2 separate regions of the Homo sapiens genome follow, and region 2 is linked to region 1. The links are chromatin loops, found by intact Hi-C in ENCODE. Cell type or tissue: pancreas. All regions are shown on one strand.

Evidence for each region. Hi-C counts contacts between places; a loop is a spot of excess contacts. Peaks named below come from ENCODE experiments on the same cell type or tissue, not always from the same donor. Only the 100,000 strongest peaks of a DNase experiment are listed, where the experiment ranks them.
Region 2: a loop joins it to region 1, with 4 times the contacts of the local background. A loop is called at or near these places in 6 of 110 quality-filtered maps.

The regions. Positions count from the first base shown.
Region 1 is chr6:106,961,851-106,969,850 of GRCh38, forward strand. It overlaps CD24 (CD24 molecule), which reads right to left. Exons shown (of 2, transcript NM_001359084.1): 2 at 7,981-8,000. Among named protein-coding and RNA genes, the nearest start is that of CD24, 8.9 kb to the right of the region's middle. In pancreas, no CTCF peak of the experiment used is centred here; a DNase peak (open chromatin) is centred at 4,991; H3K27ac peaks cover 1,897 bases.
Region 2 is chr6:106,785,059-106,793,058 of GRCh38, forward strand. LINC02532 (long intergenic non-protein coding RNA 2532) reads right to left here and starts at 2,483. Exons shown (of 7, transcript NR_033557.2): 1 at 2,201-2,483. In pancreas, no CTCF peak of the experiment used is centred here; DNase peaks (open chromatin) are centred at 3,033 and 7,973; H3K4me3 peaks cover 1,781 bases; H3K27ac peaks cover 7,921 bases.

The DNA of each region.
Region 1 (8,000 bases):
AGAACAGATCCCTGTTGTTAAGCAACACATGACTGCAGCTAGAAGAGAGGATTTTTTTCTGCTTTGTTATTTTTGGTTGTTTGTATTTTTGGGTTTTTTTGAGACAGGTTCTGGCTCTGTCGCCCAGGCTAGAGTACAATGGTGCAATCTCAGCTCACTGCAACGTCTGCTTCCTGGGCTCAAGTGATCCTCTCACCTCAGCCTCACAAGTAGCTGGGACTGCAGGCACACACCACCACATCCAGATATTTTTTGTATTTTTAGTAGAAATGAGGTCTCACCATATTGCCCAGGCTAGTCTTGAACTCCTGACCTCAAGCAATCCTCCTGCTTCAGCCTCCCAACATGCTGGGATTACTGATGTAAGCCACCAAGCCTGGCCTAGAGGAGAGTATTTTGAATGTTCCCAACACAAAGAAATGATCAATTTTGAGGTGGTGGATATACTAATTACCCTGATTTGATCATTACACATTGTATATATGAATCGAAATATCACACTGAACCCCATAAATATGTACAATTATTATGTGTCAATTAATGTAAAAAAGAAAAAAAAAAAGCTGCAGATGACTGAGCTCCACCCCGACCAATTAAATCAGAGTCTCCTAGGTAGGTAGAGGTGGCAGACATCACTATTTTAAAAAAGCTTCCCAGGCTGGGCACGGTGGCTCATGCCTGTAATCCCAACACTTTGGGAGGCTGAGGCAGTCAGACCACGAGGTCAGGAGATCCAGACCATCCTGACTAACACGGTGAAACTCCGTCTCTAGTAAAAATACAAAAAAATTAGCTGGGTGTGGTGGCATGCACCTGTCCAGCTACCCGGGAGGCTGAGGCAGGAGAATCGCTTGAACCTGGGAGGTGGAGGTTGCAGTGAGCCGAGATTGTGCCACTGCACTCCAGCCTGGGCGACAGAGTGAGACTCTGTCTCAAAAAAAAAAAAAAAAAAAAAAAGCTTCCCCAAGACCAGGAAGGGTGGCTCAGGCCTGTAATCCTAGCACTTTGGGAGGCCAAGGCAGAGGGATCACTTGAACACAGGAGTTCAAGACCAGCCTGGCCAACATGGCGAGACTATCTCTACAAAAAAAATTTTTTTAATAACTGGGTGTGGTGGCCCATGCCTGCAATCCCAGCTACTTGAGAGGCTGAGGCAGGAGGATCACTTGAGCCCAGGAGGCTGAGGCTGCAGTGAGCCATGTTCCCACCTCTGCACTCCAGCCTGGGTGACAAAGCCAGATTTCTGTCAAAAAAAAACAAAAAACAAAAAACTTCCCAAGTGATTCTAATATGTGGTTGGGGTTGAGAACCACTGCTATAGATGGACAAGGAGGCTGCCTACCTAATGAGGGCTGAGCAGCCCTAAGAGGCCAGCCTGCTTAGAAATAGTCCTCACCATCCTCTTAGACATCCCCCCATGACCTCATACAGTATCCAAGGTCTGCCCTCCCCTCCCCCAGTTACCATGGTACTAAGTTACCCTGGTATTAAGATATTACTGTTGGCTATTTTACTTCTCAACATTAATTGAGCACCTGCTCTCAGTCATATGCCAAGAACCCAGAAATGAATATGACACAGCTCTTGCTTTCAAGGAGCTCACAGTCAGGGCAACATAATTTTTACACATCAATAGAAAATAATGCACTGGCCAACATTTATGAAGCACTCACAATGTGCCAGACTCTAAGACCTCGTGTATTACCTCATTTAATTCTCCCAACAACTTTATAAGATAGGTACCATTACTATGAAGCCCATTTTACAGACAAGATTCCTGGGCCATAGAGACTGTGTGTAACTGCCTAAGGTCCTTTAGTAGTAGTTGGGCTGGGAGCCAAACTGAGGCAGCCTGTCTCTAGTGTCCACACCTTTCCGCCACACTGAGTGGATAAGTGAATGTACTAAAAGTCACAGAGGCATGAAAAGATGTTGATTCAAAGAATGGTGAGCTATTCAGGGTGGCTGGCCACAGGGCTGAAAATTTGGGTTTGGGCCAAATTATGAAAGGCCTTACAGGCCATGAACAGGGCGTTCTGTTCTATCTCCTCTAGACAAAGGGTAGCCCGCCCAAGTTTTGTTTTCTTTTTTCATCTTTTTAATTTTTATTTTAGATTCAGGGAGTACACGTGCAGGTTTGTTATAAAGGTATATTATGTAATGCTGAGGTTTGGGCTTCTGATGACCCCATCGCCCCAAGCAGTGAGCATAGTACGCAATAGGTAATTTTTCAACCCTTCATGTCCTCCCTCCCTCACCACTTTTCAAATTCCCAGTGTTCATTGCTCCCATCTTTGTGTCTGTGTGTACCCAATGTTTAACTCCCTCTTATAACTGAGAACATGAGGTATTTGGTTTTCTGTTTCTGCATTAATTTGTTCGGGAAAATGGCCTCCAGCTGTATCTGAGGTGCTGCAAAGAATATGATTTCATTCTTTTTTATGGCTGTGTAGTATTCCATGGTGAATATGAACCACATTTTCTTTATCCAATCTACCATTAATGGAAACCAGAGTTGATTCCATGTCTTTGAGATTGTGAATAGTGCCACAATGAACATACAAGTGCAGGTGTCTTTTTGGTAGAACAATTTATTTTTCTTTGGATATTGCCAGCCAAAGTTTTAAATCAGGAAACAAAGTGAGCAGATCTACATTTCAAAAGATAAGGGTGAGAATAACCACAGGATGGAGAGATGGGGACAGAGAGGTACAACTGTGACAGATGATGCAAGTTAGAGGAAGGCAGTGGGGTGGAGGGAGAAGAAAGGCAGGACACCTGGACACTTCTGACTTCGAAATGACAGGATTTCATCATGGCTGATTGGAGAGGGAGAGAGAAAAGGAAGGCAGCTCCCAGGCCTGTAATGAAAGCGACTTAACAAGCGAGTGCTCTGGATAGAAAAGGAGTCGGTAAAGGAGTACCTGGAGGAAGGTAATGAGCTCACTTCTGGACATGTTAGGTTTCCACAAGCCTTACTATCTGCCAGTTAGTTGCTAAGAGGCATGACAGTTAAGTCACTTCAGATCTTTTGGGCTCACGGAGATATTTCTTTGCAAAATCATACATATGGATACTTCCTAAAGTTTCTTAGAAATGCATTGATTTTAGAATTTAGGTGTAATTTGAAGAGAAACTGAGAAGGAACCCATGATGGTGATTTTGTTGTTTCAAAAAGTGCCATCCTACCAAAATTAGAAAAAAAAAATACTTTTTTATACTGAGTAAGGAATCCAAAGATAACCAAGCCAAGCCCCAATGAGGCCTATGAGACATGAAAAACACATACTTTTCAGCTAACTAAATATTTGAGTTCTATTTTAAGGACAGTGGTGGCATTGGGTGTGTGTCTTTAGAATGTTTCATTCTAAATAGATGTTCGTCTTCCCTTTATGGATAATACTTCAACTAGATTTTTGTTTCTACACTGTTTGCTTTTATCTTCTAAGGCTAAAATTTGTTGAAGAGACACTCATACAATGGCTACTCATTACTCAATTTAGCCTTAAATCATATGAGTAGTATTTAAGTGTGAATATTAAAAATATAACCTCAGAATGAAAATCTGATAAATAAAATAGCCCAGATGAGTTTAAAAGCATTTTCAAAGACAAGTGGAAAAAAAGTTACTAATTTCCTCCTCTGTAAGGATTGATCATTATTTTGTTTGTTTGTTTCAAAATGGAGTTTCACTCTTATCACTCAGGTTGGAGTGCGATGGTGCCATCTCGGCTCACTGCAACCTCCATCTCCCGAGTTCAAGTGATTCTCCTGTCTCAGCCTCCCTAGTAGCTGCGATTACAGGCACCTACCACCACGCCCAGCTAATTTTTGTATTTTTAGTAGAGACAGGGTTTCACCATGTTGGCCAGGCTGGTCTCAAACTCCTTACCTCAGGTGATCCACCCACCTCAGCCTCACAAAGTGCTGGGATTACAGGTATAAACCAGCCCGCCCTGCCAATGATTACTTTTTAAGATATTCACCCAAATTTTTTGTCACTTATATGATAATGATCCAGCGTTGGCATGATGGTGACTTTTAGGATTTCAAAGCAAAGCCTTGCCAATTCTCTGCAGACAACAACTCTTCTTCGAGGAACAGTTTCTGGCTTGCTACCGTGCTTTAGTGAGACTGAACCCTTAACCATGGGCTACCATGGGACCTGAGCTGCCCATCATGATTTGGTGGGTTAGACATCATTTTGTCTAACCCACCAGACCATAAAGTTGGGTGTGCATAGCGGCACTCATTGTCAAATGAAAGTGGTATATATAAGACTGGCTCAAGCAGGCCCTAAAGACAAGAGTAAATTATATGAGGAAGGAGCCCAGATGCCCACAGTCCCTACTCCTTGCTACGTGACCTTCTCTCTCCCAGCCTGTACCTCTTTCCTCATGGAGAGTTCCTTATGCTCGGTTGATTGAGAAAGACAAAACTTGGGTCTGACTTATAGGAAAATACTTGGGTCTGCTTTGTAGAAAGTACTGCACAATACATAGGATCCACCTAAAAGTGAAGAGCTGCAGCTCTACAAACCCCTTGAGGACATCCCTGAAGGACAGTGGTGAAGAGAAATACCCCTAGTGGACAGAATTACAAGCAGTGCACTTGGTTGTTCATTTTGCTTGAAAGGAGAAATGGCCAGAGATATGAATCTGGCCATCAGGCTATGGCCCATGATTTGGCTGAATGGAATTGGAAGAGACATAATTGGAAAGTTGGTAACAAGAAGATCTAGGGAAGAGATGCAAGGATAGAGGTGTATAGGCAAACAACATGAAGATATTTGTGTCTCATGTGAATGCTCATTAAAGGGTGACCTCAGTAGAGGATTTTAATAATCAAGTGGATCGGAGGACCCATTCTGTGGGTATCAATCAACCTCTTTCTCCAGCCATCCTTGTCATTGTCCAGTGGGCTCATGGTGGCAGAAGCCCAGCAGCATAGACTTCCATTCACCGTGGCCAACCTGGCTACAACCACTGGGGAGTGCCCAACCTGCTGCTGCAGGGACCAACACTGAGTCTTCTCTGTGGCACCACTCCCCAGGGTAATCAGCCAGCTATGTGGTAGAAGGTTGATTACATTGGACCTCTTCCATCATGGAAGGGGCAGCATTTTGTTCTTAGTAAAATAGACACTTATTCAGGATATGAATTTACTTTTGTTGCCTACAGTGCTTCTGCCAAAACTACCATTCATGGACTTATATAATGCTCACCACCATCATGGTAATCCACACAGCACTGCTTCTGACCAGGGAACTCACTTCATAGCCAATGATGTGTGGTGACGGGCCCATGGTGATGGAATTCACTGATCTTAGCATAGTGTGTCCCTCATAAAGCCAATGACTTGACGGAACAGAGGAATGGCATTTTGGAAACAAGTTACAGGACCAACTAGATGGCAATACCTTGCAGGACTGGGGCAGTGTCCTCCAGGAAGCTATATATGGTCTAAAGATGGTGCTGTTTCTCTCATAGCCAGGTTTGCAGACCCAGGAATCAAGGACTGGAAATTTAGTGACACTACTCATCATTACCCCTAGTGATTCACTAGCAAAATTGTTACTACCTTAACCTCTGCTGGTCTAGAGGTCGTAGTTCCAATGGAAGAATGTTTCCAACCCGGAAACAGCAATGATCCCACTGAACTGGAAGTTGAGACTGCCATCCAATCACTTTGGGCTCCTCAAGCCTCTGCATCAAAATGCAAACAAGGGCTGGGCATGGTGGCTGATGCCTGTAGTCCCAGCACTTCGGGAGGCCGAGGCGGGTGGATCACCTGAGGTCAGGAGTTCGAGACCAGCCCAACCAACATGGAGAAACCCAGTCTCTACTAAAAATACAAAATTAGCCAAGAGTGGTGGCACATGCCTGTAATCCTAGCTACTCAGGAGGCTGAGGCAGGAGAATGACTTGAACTCGATAGGTGGATGTTGCGGTGAGCTGAGATTGTGCCATTGCACTCCAGCCTGGGCAACAAGAGCAAAACTCCGTCTCAAAAAAAAAAAAAAAAGGCAAAGAAGGGAGTTACTGTACTGTTGAAGTGATTAATTCTGATTACCATGAGGAAATTGGGTTGCTACTATACAATGGAAGTTAAGGAAAAGTATGTTTGAAATACGGATGTCTTAGGGCATCTCTTAGTACTACTATGTCCTGTCACTATCAGTGGGAGGCCGGGCACAGTGGCTCAAGCCTGTAATCCTAGCACTTTGGGAGGCTGAGGCAGGCAGATTACTTGAAGTCAGGAGTTCGAGACCTGCCTGGCCTACATGGTAAAACCCTGTCTCTTAGCCGGGCATGGTGGTGCGTGCCTGTAGTCCCACCTACTCGGGAGGCTGAGGCATGAGAATTGCTTTTACCCAAAAGGTGGAGGTTGCAGCAAGCTGAGATCGTGCCACTTCCCTCCAGCCTGGGCGACAAAGCAAAAGACTCTGTCTCCAAAAATAAAATAAAATACAATCAAAGGGAAACCACAATAAAATTAAAGCAAAGATTTGGTTCACCTTGCCAGGCTTCGAACAATGACCAGCTGAGATGCTTACTGACAGCCAAGTTAATATGGAATTGATAATGGAAGAAGGTAACTGTAAAACCAGCTCAGCCACATGACCAGTTGTAGAAAAGAGAATTCTAATAGTTATATTTCTTATGTTTGTCTGTATATATATATGTATACATAGATAGATGTATACATAGATAAATGATAGATAGATGATAGATAGATAGCTACATAGATAGATACATAGATACATAGATACCTAGATCATCTGAGGGGGTCTTATTCCATCAACTGAAAGGCCCTAAAGGCTGAACTGAAGTTCATTGAAGAAAGCACACTTGTAAGGCCAGGCGCGGTGGCTCACACCTGTAATCCCAGCACTTTGGGAGGCCGAGGCAGGCAGATCACCTGAGGTCGGGAGTTCAAGACAAGCCTAACCAACAAGGAGAAACCCCATCTCTACTAAAACTACAAAATTAGCCAGATGTGCTGGCGCATGCCTATAATCCCAGCTACTTGGGAGGCTGAGGCAGGAGAATCGCTTGACCCCAGGAAGCAGAGGTTGCAGTGAGCCAAGATGGCGCCATTGCACTCCAACCTGGGCAACAAAAGTAAAACTCCGTCTCAAAAAACAGAAAAAAAGAAAGCACACTTGTGGACTACAACTTCCACATATTCCCAAGTTCCAGCCTGCCTTTCCAGGTTGTCCCTGAACCACCTCGGAATGCACTTGAAGGGTCTCAAAGAAATTCAGGGGCATGAAAGCAGATGGAAGTGACAATTTAGATGACCAAAGAGGGCCAAGCATGGTGGCTTGTAATCCCAGCACTTTCGGAGGCCAAGGCAGGAAGATCACTTCAGCCCAGAAGTCCAACACCAGCCTGGACAACAAAGTGAGACCCATCTCTTATAAATTAGACAGATAGATAGATATAGAGAGATAAACCAAAAGGATCTGTGGACCTGTAGATAGGGGAAAAATTGCTGCAGCTCATGGACTTGGCACATGCTGTTCCTTCTACCAGGGAATTTTCCTTAGATCCTCCTACAACTGTCTTGTCATTTGGATCTCAGTTTAAATGTCCAAGATCACGCTACTGCACTCCAGCCCGGGCGACACACTAAAACTCTGTCTCAAAAAAAAAAAAAGAGAAAGAAAGAAAGAGAAAAATACTGAGGTATATCCCTATGGTTTAAATTAATAGACTTAGGGGGCCAGGCGTGGTGGCTCATGCCTGTAATCCCAACACTTTGGGAAGCCAAGGCAGGAAGATCACTGGAGCCCAGGAGTTCACGACCAGCCTGGGCAACATGATGAAACCCTGTGTCCACAAAAAAAAAAAAAAAAAAAAAAAAAAAAAATTCCCAAAAATTTGTTTTTAATTATTTTTAAAAATTTTAACAGGCTCATAGAACCATGATTACCCACAAAGTATTCCTCATACTGGAAAAACTTAAAATGCAAGATTGCTCTTTCAGCCATTTCT
Region 2 (8,000 bases), 180 kb before region 1:
CAAGGCCGGGTGCAGTGGCTCATGCCTATAATCCCAGCACTTTGGGAGGCTGAGGTGGGCAGATCACTTGAGATTGGGAGTTCGAGACCAGCCTGACCAACATGGAGAAACCTCGTCTCTACTAAAAATACAAAATTGGCGGGGCGTGGTGGCGCATGCCTGTAATCCCAGGTACTCAGGAGGCTGAGGCAGATGAATTGCTTGAACCCAGGAGGCAGCGGTTGCGATGAACTGAGATCGCACCATTGCACTCTAGCCTGGGCCAACAAAAGCGAAACTCCATCTCAAAAAAAAAAAAATAATAATAATAATAATAATAGTAATAATGACCACAAATACAGCATAGCAGCCAGCCTGCCAGAGTCCCCCTTTTGTTTCTAAACTGGATACACCTACGTGGGGTGGTGGCTGTGGGCAGCAGCTCTCAGGATGAGGAATCTACAAGACTCCAGAAGCCCAGAACAAAGGCTCCTCTCCCCTCCAGAAAGGGCATGCCAGCCCCTAGGATGATGTATATCACCGTTTCAGACAATCCTTCTTTAACCCAATAAACCACATCCCCTAGGCCTATGCCCCAGGTTTGGGGTTCTAAGAGACTTACTGCACAATGTTTACGTAAAATCATTCTTCTTTTCTGTGCTGGTGCTCCATATTAAGCAACTTCCCTTTATCTGCACTTATGTTACAGGACCTAAGAATTTTCTACTTACATCCACTTAGGGGCTTTCCATGGGCAAATCTGGCCATGACCCATCACATGCTGTTTTTCCAGCTCTTTGCTGTGTTTACTTTTCATGTAAACTTGGGTTATTCCAATAATTGTTTTTCGGTAATTTGGAGAGTTACAGGAATGCAACATTGAGCCCAAGAGGCAAGATCAAAACTAAAATTTGTGACATTAAATATCCAAGAGTTCTATCCAAAATCTTCTAGAAAGTTAATGAGAACCCCAGGCAAATCAACTGGAAGAAAAATATTTACCATTTAGCACTAGACAGTTGCAGGTACAAATCTTAGTCTACAGAAATGTCGACAAGCTAATCAGTGGGTTCCATTCCCATTCACCCAGGACACACAATACCACATTCAAGAATTCCCTAATGAATATACAGTTCTTACTTTCTCTGTGACCCACCTCCCCCACACCAAGTCCCCAGATACTGGAGACAGGGAGCTTCAAGTGGAGCACCACATATTCTCCTAAATCTCTTGTATAAGTCAGAGTCCTTCCTTTACACACAAGGGCTTTAAAAACTCAAAAGCCAGGAAAATGGGCTTCTATATCTCTGTCCCCTGTTGACTATCCCTTCACTAAGACAATGAGGACAGAGTAACCTTGCTCAAAAAAGCAAGAAGTACTTTGGGAGGCCGAGGCGGGGGGATCACCTGAGGTCAGGGATTCGAGACCAGCCTGGAGAACATGGCAAAACCCTGTCTCTACTAAAAATACAAACATTAGCTGGGTGTGGTGGCACATGCCTGTAACCCCAAATACTTGGGAGGCTGAGGCAAGAGAATCACTTGAACCTGGGAGATGGAGGTTGCAGTGAGTGGAGACCATGCCACTGCACTCCAGCCTGGGCAACAGAGTGAGACTCTGCCTCAAAATAAATAAATAAATAAATAATAAAAACAAGAAGAGAAGTAGGTGAGAGGGTTAAGAAAGAAATACAGGAGGAAAAAAACTATATAATACTTCAAAATTAATATCCAACCATAATACTAACAGTTTTGAATATATTTCCATATAGCCTGTTGATAAAAAAAATCTTTCTTTAAAATATAGATATGATTACAAGCCTCCAACAGTTTCATGTTCCCCACAAAGGAAGTATTAGAAAGATCCTCCTACATTTGGAAAATGAAGTGCTGGCACCACTGAGATATTTGTCTGGGAGACCTACTATTTGCATGGGCAGAGAAAACATTCACATGGAATATTCAACCACAAAAGCATCAGATCCTGGGAACAAAACTAACAATTTCCCAAACACTTCCAAAACATAGCTCTGACCTCTACTCCATCAAAAATTCTGATTTAATTTGAGGAGATTCTGCTCTATTTCTTAAATCAAATGTCCCTATCTCTCTTGCACCGTGAATGCTCTGAATCGACCAGTAAGACAAGAACAACATTAAAACCAACAGTGAGGGCAGTTTCAGCATCATCTTGCTCTCCTCCAAGACTTCCCCTGGTTACCTTGCTCCTTTCTCCCTGCCAGACCTTGAGTTCTCTTTTCCAAAACATGGCTTGAGCACCTCCTTGAAGAAGTCTTCCTCATGTCTCTTATCTTGTTCTAATCATCCCATGGCTAGCGTAAGTAGCACAGATCCCATCTGCATTCCAGCTATATGTGTTCCTGTTGTTTCTTCCTGTCTTCTCATTAGCCTATAAGCTCTATTGTACAAGGTCTACACACTCACATCCACTGTAGTACCCATAACCATGTTGCACAATATTCTGCATACAGAGGGAACTTAATAATTTTTGCAGTTTGACTTTTGGGTCTCTATTCTGGCTCCTGGGTAATCATTTATCAGCAAACAAATTAGTTATCAGTGAAACAGCCATGGTTTCCAGAGTTAATCATTTGTATTTCCACTGCTGGAAAAAACAACACATACCACTTTCCTTGCAGAGAGGCATGCGGTCAGAACGTCACTGGCAGATCTCGCCTGAGAGTTTTGACGCTTGTAACTCTGCCCTGGAAAGGTGAATCAACTTTTATTTTGATTCATGTGTTTTTCCAGGTTCCTTTAGCCTAAATGCATAAAAGTCAGAGAAAGTCATCACCATAATACTGATAACAACAATGACAAAGATATACACATACAGTCAGTGGCTGAACACCCACCAGCAAGATTGCTGGAAACCAAGCCGCACCACACCTGCCGGAGCATCCAGGACCATCTACTCAGTGCAGGCTCAGCAGCCATGCCTACCTTTGTCCATCCCAGGTATGGCTCCCCCAGGTGCCAGGGCTACTTCTCTCTCTTCTAGTGGCTGCTCTTCCTGCTGGCACGCAGCACCTGCCTCCCAGCTCTAAGCCTGTGGGGCAGCCAGGAGAGTCTTGCCTCTGGCCTCCGTTGGTCCCATACTTCCTGGCGAGTGGCTTTGCACGGCAGCCCAGCCCTGGGGAACTTTTCAAGGGAGAGGGCTTCTTTCCCTCCCTAACTCCCCTACCCTCACCCAACCCCACTCCATACTGGCCCTTTACCATCGCCAGTTGTTGCCTTGCCAGGTACTGTGGAACACCTACATCTTTCCCTATCACAGGGCTTGGACACACAGGCGTTGGAGTCAGATACGCTGTGTTTCAATTTTCAACCCCCTACACCAATTGCTTCTCTTTTCTGAACCTCAATTTTGTCATCCACAAAATAGAGATAGTATAATAATACCTGCCTTATGGTGGTGTTGTTAGAATTAAGCAGTAACGTCACTCGTAATGATAACAGCTGTACTGACCAAGGGACTTGTACGTGCTGGGTGCCATGCAGTGTTTTGTACCTCTTCTTGGAGCCCAGCATGGCGTCTAGCCCAGAACAAGTAGTCTGCAGCTTCCTTCCCCCTCTTCTTCTTTCTTTTCTCCTCCCTCCTTCATTCCCTAAATCAAATAGGACCTGGGGGTGCAGCATCTGGTCCCTTATGGGGGCTTTTTCCTCTCTGCAGCATCTTCCCTTCTTCTACAGGCCATCTGAGAGAACCCAGACCCCTACCCCCAGACTCTCCGCCCACTAGAAACAGGAGCCTTTTCACTCTCCTGCCCAAGTCCCCCACCTAACAGGGTAGCTCCATTTCTGTTTCCAGCCAGGTTTCCAAGCTCCATCCCCATGTTGGGGCTCTGCACCTGGTGTTCTGTTGCTCCAGGGAACACAGATGGCCAATAGCTAGAGATAAGGTCAGCTCTGTGTCCTCCTGGACCACAGAATGTGCCCCTAAGAGCCCTTTCCTTCCACTTCAGCACACAGGCAGGCCATTTGCACCAGGAATGCTGCAAAACACTGACTGGACACAGATAATCAATGCTTAAGCATAATGGTCTCCAACGGAGCAGGAGAAGGTCAGGAACCAGCAGGGCATAGCCATCCCCCTATCCTGGGGGAGGCAGTCAAGAGGAAGGGCCCCTGGGGAAAGAGGGAGCTGCACCTCGCATCAGGGGAGGGGGTGAGTGGAACACCAAGATTTACTGGACTTCAGGGGCCATCCTATTGTGGGCTAGCCTCTGAAGAACCTTTAGTAGATTTTGCCACACTTGGCCCTGGCTCTGGTGCACATGCCTCCATTGCCTCAGCAAGGCTGCTGAGCTCTCCCTCTCCCTCTGTTCCATTCTTGCTTACATAAGGCCCTGAACAGCATCTCTTTGTATTTATTCATATGCACCAAATCTCATCCACAACACACTTCAATAGTCATAGACACTTTAAATCCTACTGTTAAAATCCATTTCCTTGCTTCTATGCCATTCCATTCCTTCCACTCCCTCCCAGTTGTTCTCAAAGGAAACCATGCATCAAACATTTGAGCCTCCCTCATCAGTTCTTACTCCAAGTCTCCAGGGCCATGTGACTGTCTATGATCTAATTTCCTGTGGGGTCAATATACAATTCAAACACTTCATCAACAGACCACAGCAACTGTGGCCTCCACTTTCTACCTTCTTGTCCTGGGCAGGGCTAGGCCTGGTCACTTTCAGGACACTGAGACTCTTTCCTGCCGTCTACATCAAAAAAAGGGACCACCCGCAGCAGAGGCAAAGACTTCAAGAATGTGCCCTGATGGACAGTACTTACCTCCCTCTGTCCAGGAGGACAGGAACAGCAGAAACTCTCACTATCTAACAAGAGGAGAAACAAGGTTGGATGTCTCCAGAAGTTGTGAAAGTCAGAGAAATCATACGAATAAACAGACACTAAGCTCTGGTGCAGTCTAAGTGATTTATGTTCACTGTATCTTTACAATAATCCTGGGGTTTAAGTACTGTTACTCTCCACTTCCAAAGTAGACAAGTAAATAGCAGACAAGTAAATGGAGGCTCACCATGGCTCTATAACTGTCCCATGGTCACACAGGCCAAAGCACAGAGGAAAATGACGGATGCATCCCTCCCCTTTTGCTTTAGGAAGGGTGGTCCCCAGGACCTGGTCTGGAAGACAGAAAAAAAATTAAAAAGAGCTGGACTACTCAGCATAATAAAATGATGGAGGGTTGCCAAATTGGCCCTAGCACTTGAAGAAAGAGGATGGTTATTGAAGAGAGAAGGGGCTTTCCAGAGAAAAAGGAAGGAGGTTTTGGTACTTAAAACAACCTGTTAGAAATTTGTAAGAGTTTGTCTAGTGTGACTTGGCATGTTTTTGTGCTGCATTAGGTAGAACTGTAATTTTCTTCTGCTACCCCAAATCTTCAGTGAAAGTCAGCCAAATGTGCCAGCACTACCCACCATAACATTTGTGAACAGATGTAGGTGTTGCTTGGAGAATAAAAGGAGGGAGCAAAGTCCGGCACGGAGGAAGCAGTGTGGAGAGAGGACAGTGGCTTTGATGGGCAAACACTGGGCCCAAGACCACACTGGGCAACCGAGAATTGGGTCTGAGCAGGAATGGGAGGGAAAGGCAGGCTCTGCAAATGCGAAGGCCCTGGGGAATCTTTGAAAATGCTGAGGGGAAATGCGATTCCCCATGTAATTTCGGATGGAGGCTTGAGCCATTCGATGTGGATATTAAAGAAAGTGTGACTTCCAGGAGGCTGAAGGTTTGGAACCCTTTGTTATACCTCTTGCAATTCTATCAACAACCCATGAGATAAAACTTATTTTCCCCTTTGTACAGATGAGAAAGCCCAAGTCATTTAAGAGGTGGATGTAGCCTGGAACCAAAAGACAGGGCCGTGACAGATCGTGTCTGTCCAGTCTGCTCTGAGAACTGCCCCACTGTGGAGCACTTCACCCGGCCAGCAAGCTCCACTCACTCCCGCACAGAACTGCTCAGAAGTCCTTCGTGCTGAATTTTGTATTCCACCCTATCCCCCATGTCACTGCAATCTAAACCTTTTCCTTGAGGACTTCAATGTTAGAAGTCCGGGCTCTGACTCAGACAGCCTAGTTGAGTGACCTTCACATGACTTGGACTCAATTTCCTTGTCTATAAAAATAGGTAATACCAACATCTATTTCATAAGAGTGTCGTAAGGATTAAACAGGAAAAAAAAGTGAAGGACCTAACGTATTGTTAGCTTTCAGTAAATATTAATAGAATTAATATTTTTAGTTATTAATTAAATTATTAACTAATTAAAATAATAATTACTATTATTGTTTTTCCTTGACTTAATGTCCTGTGTACTTTTAGTTTCCCTCAATGCTAACATCCAGTACAAAATCAGAACATTGATACTGGTGCAACCCACAGAGTTCATCAGTTTTGCATGCTGTCATTTGTGTGTGTGTTTGTGTGTGTGTGTCCCTGTACCATTTTATCGCCTGTGTAGATGCGTGTGACCACCACCACAATCACGATACAGAACGGTTCCATCAGCACCGAGGTCCTTGTGCTTCCTCACCTCCCTTCTTGCCCCTCCTTTATCCTTGCCCCCCGGTTATTTTTAGTCCCCACGAAGTGTCTCAGAGAAATCTCAGACATGTTTTCCCACTCCAGCCTGTTTGACGTTGTTGCTTCCTGCAAGCCACCAGGGAGGCCAGGGGCTGCCCCTTTGTCATCAATCTCCTAAAGGCCTGTGCCCTCCTGCCCAGGATACTACCTCCACGTTCCCGCGAAGCTGAGACACGTCAGGTATGCCAAATGGAGCTACAGTGTGTGTCAATTACACAGGATGTTCTGTAAGAAATGGGGAGACTGCCCATTCCCCAGCTCTATGTTGCATTTGGCCACATGAGACCCAAAGCAGATTGCATCTGCCCAAACCATACATCCCCTACCCGTTCTGACTGCAGTTGCCTTGTTTTCGAAGGTCAGATCCAAACCCTGGGACTGGGCTGGGCAGACATTGTCTTTCCTCCTAATCTCTAAACCTGTGTCCCCCTGGGGCCTCTGTTCAAAGCTTCTTTTTTTTTTTTTTTTTTTTTTTGAGATGGAGTCCTGCTCTGTCACCCAGGCTGGAGTGCAGTGGTGCGATCTTGTTCAAAGCTTCTTCAGCACAATTTTGGTTTTCCTGGATAAACAGATGCACAGGGGGTTCACCACATATAAGCTCATCAGATAGACCAAGCTACATTGCAGGATCACAGTTTAGGCTTGGCTGAGGTGCCTGACTCCTCTCAGGATAAATTTGACAGCATTAAAAACAGATGAAATAGCCAACCTAAGCTCTCAGGAAAGAAGTCCTCAGGTTTGTAGGTTCATAATTTAATTCAAAATAAAAGTTTTACTGAGTCTAGCTTTGGTCAAAAATATTTGATTGTCTAAAGAAGGTAATTACCTTCTCTTAGTCACCTACCATCTAACATAAGATGTGTTCATGGTAATTAACCTGTATCTCAGTATTTAAGTTACAGAATAGCAAAGGGGAAATGTGACTTGGCTACAGGAGGATTAACATCACCCAAAGATAGATAGAGAGACTTAAAACCTCTTTGCAGAAGAGAATATCATGTTTTAGGCAGTGCAAGGAGAGTTGCATCATGTTAGGCAAAAGCATAATGTTGCTATTGTCTTTATTGGGAAGTTAAACATGGTTAAAAGAAGTGCGTGTGAATGCCAAGTTTACAAGGAATAGACTGTGGTGGCTTTGTACCATGACAACTGAGCTTAACAAAACCTGTGTTTTCAAGAATTCCCTTCCCTGTGTAGTTCTAGGTTATGGTTGGCGACAAGACATATTTTCCATCAGACTTGGAAGGTGGGCATGGAGCAGTGGCCATATTTCCTATGCCCTGAATGTAGCAGCAGGGCAGCAGGTGCTGTGGCAGCTGGCAAACGTTGTCACTGATGTGGTGTGTGTGCCCAGACCCACAGCTCCTCCAGCTCCTGCCAGATCTCCTCCA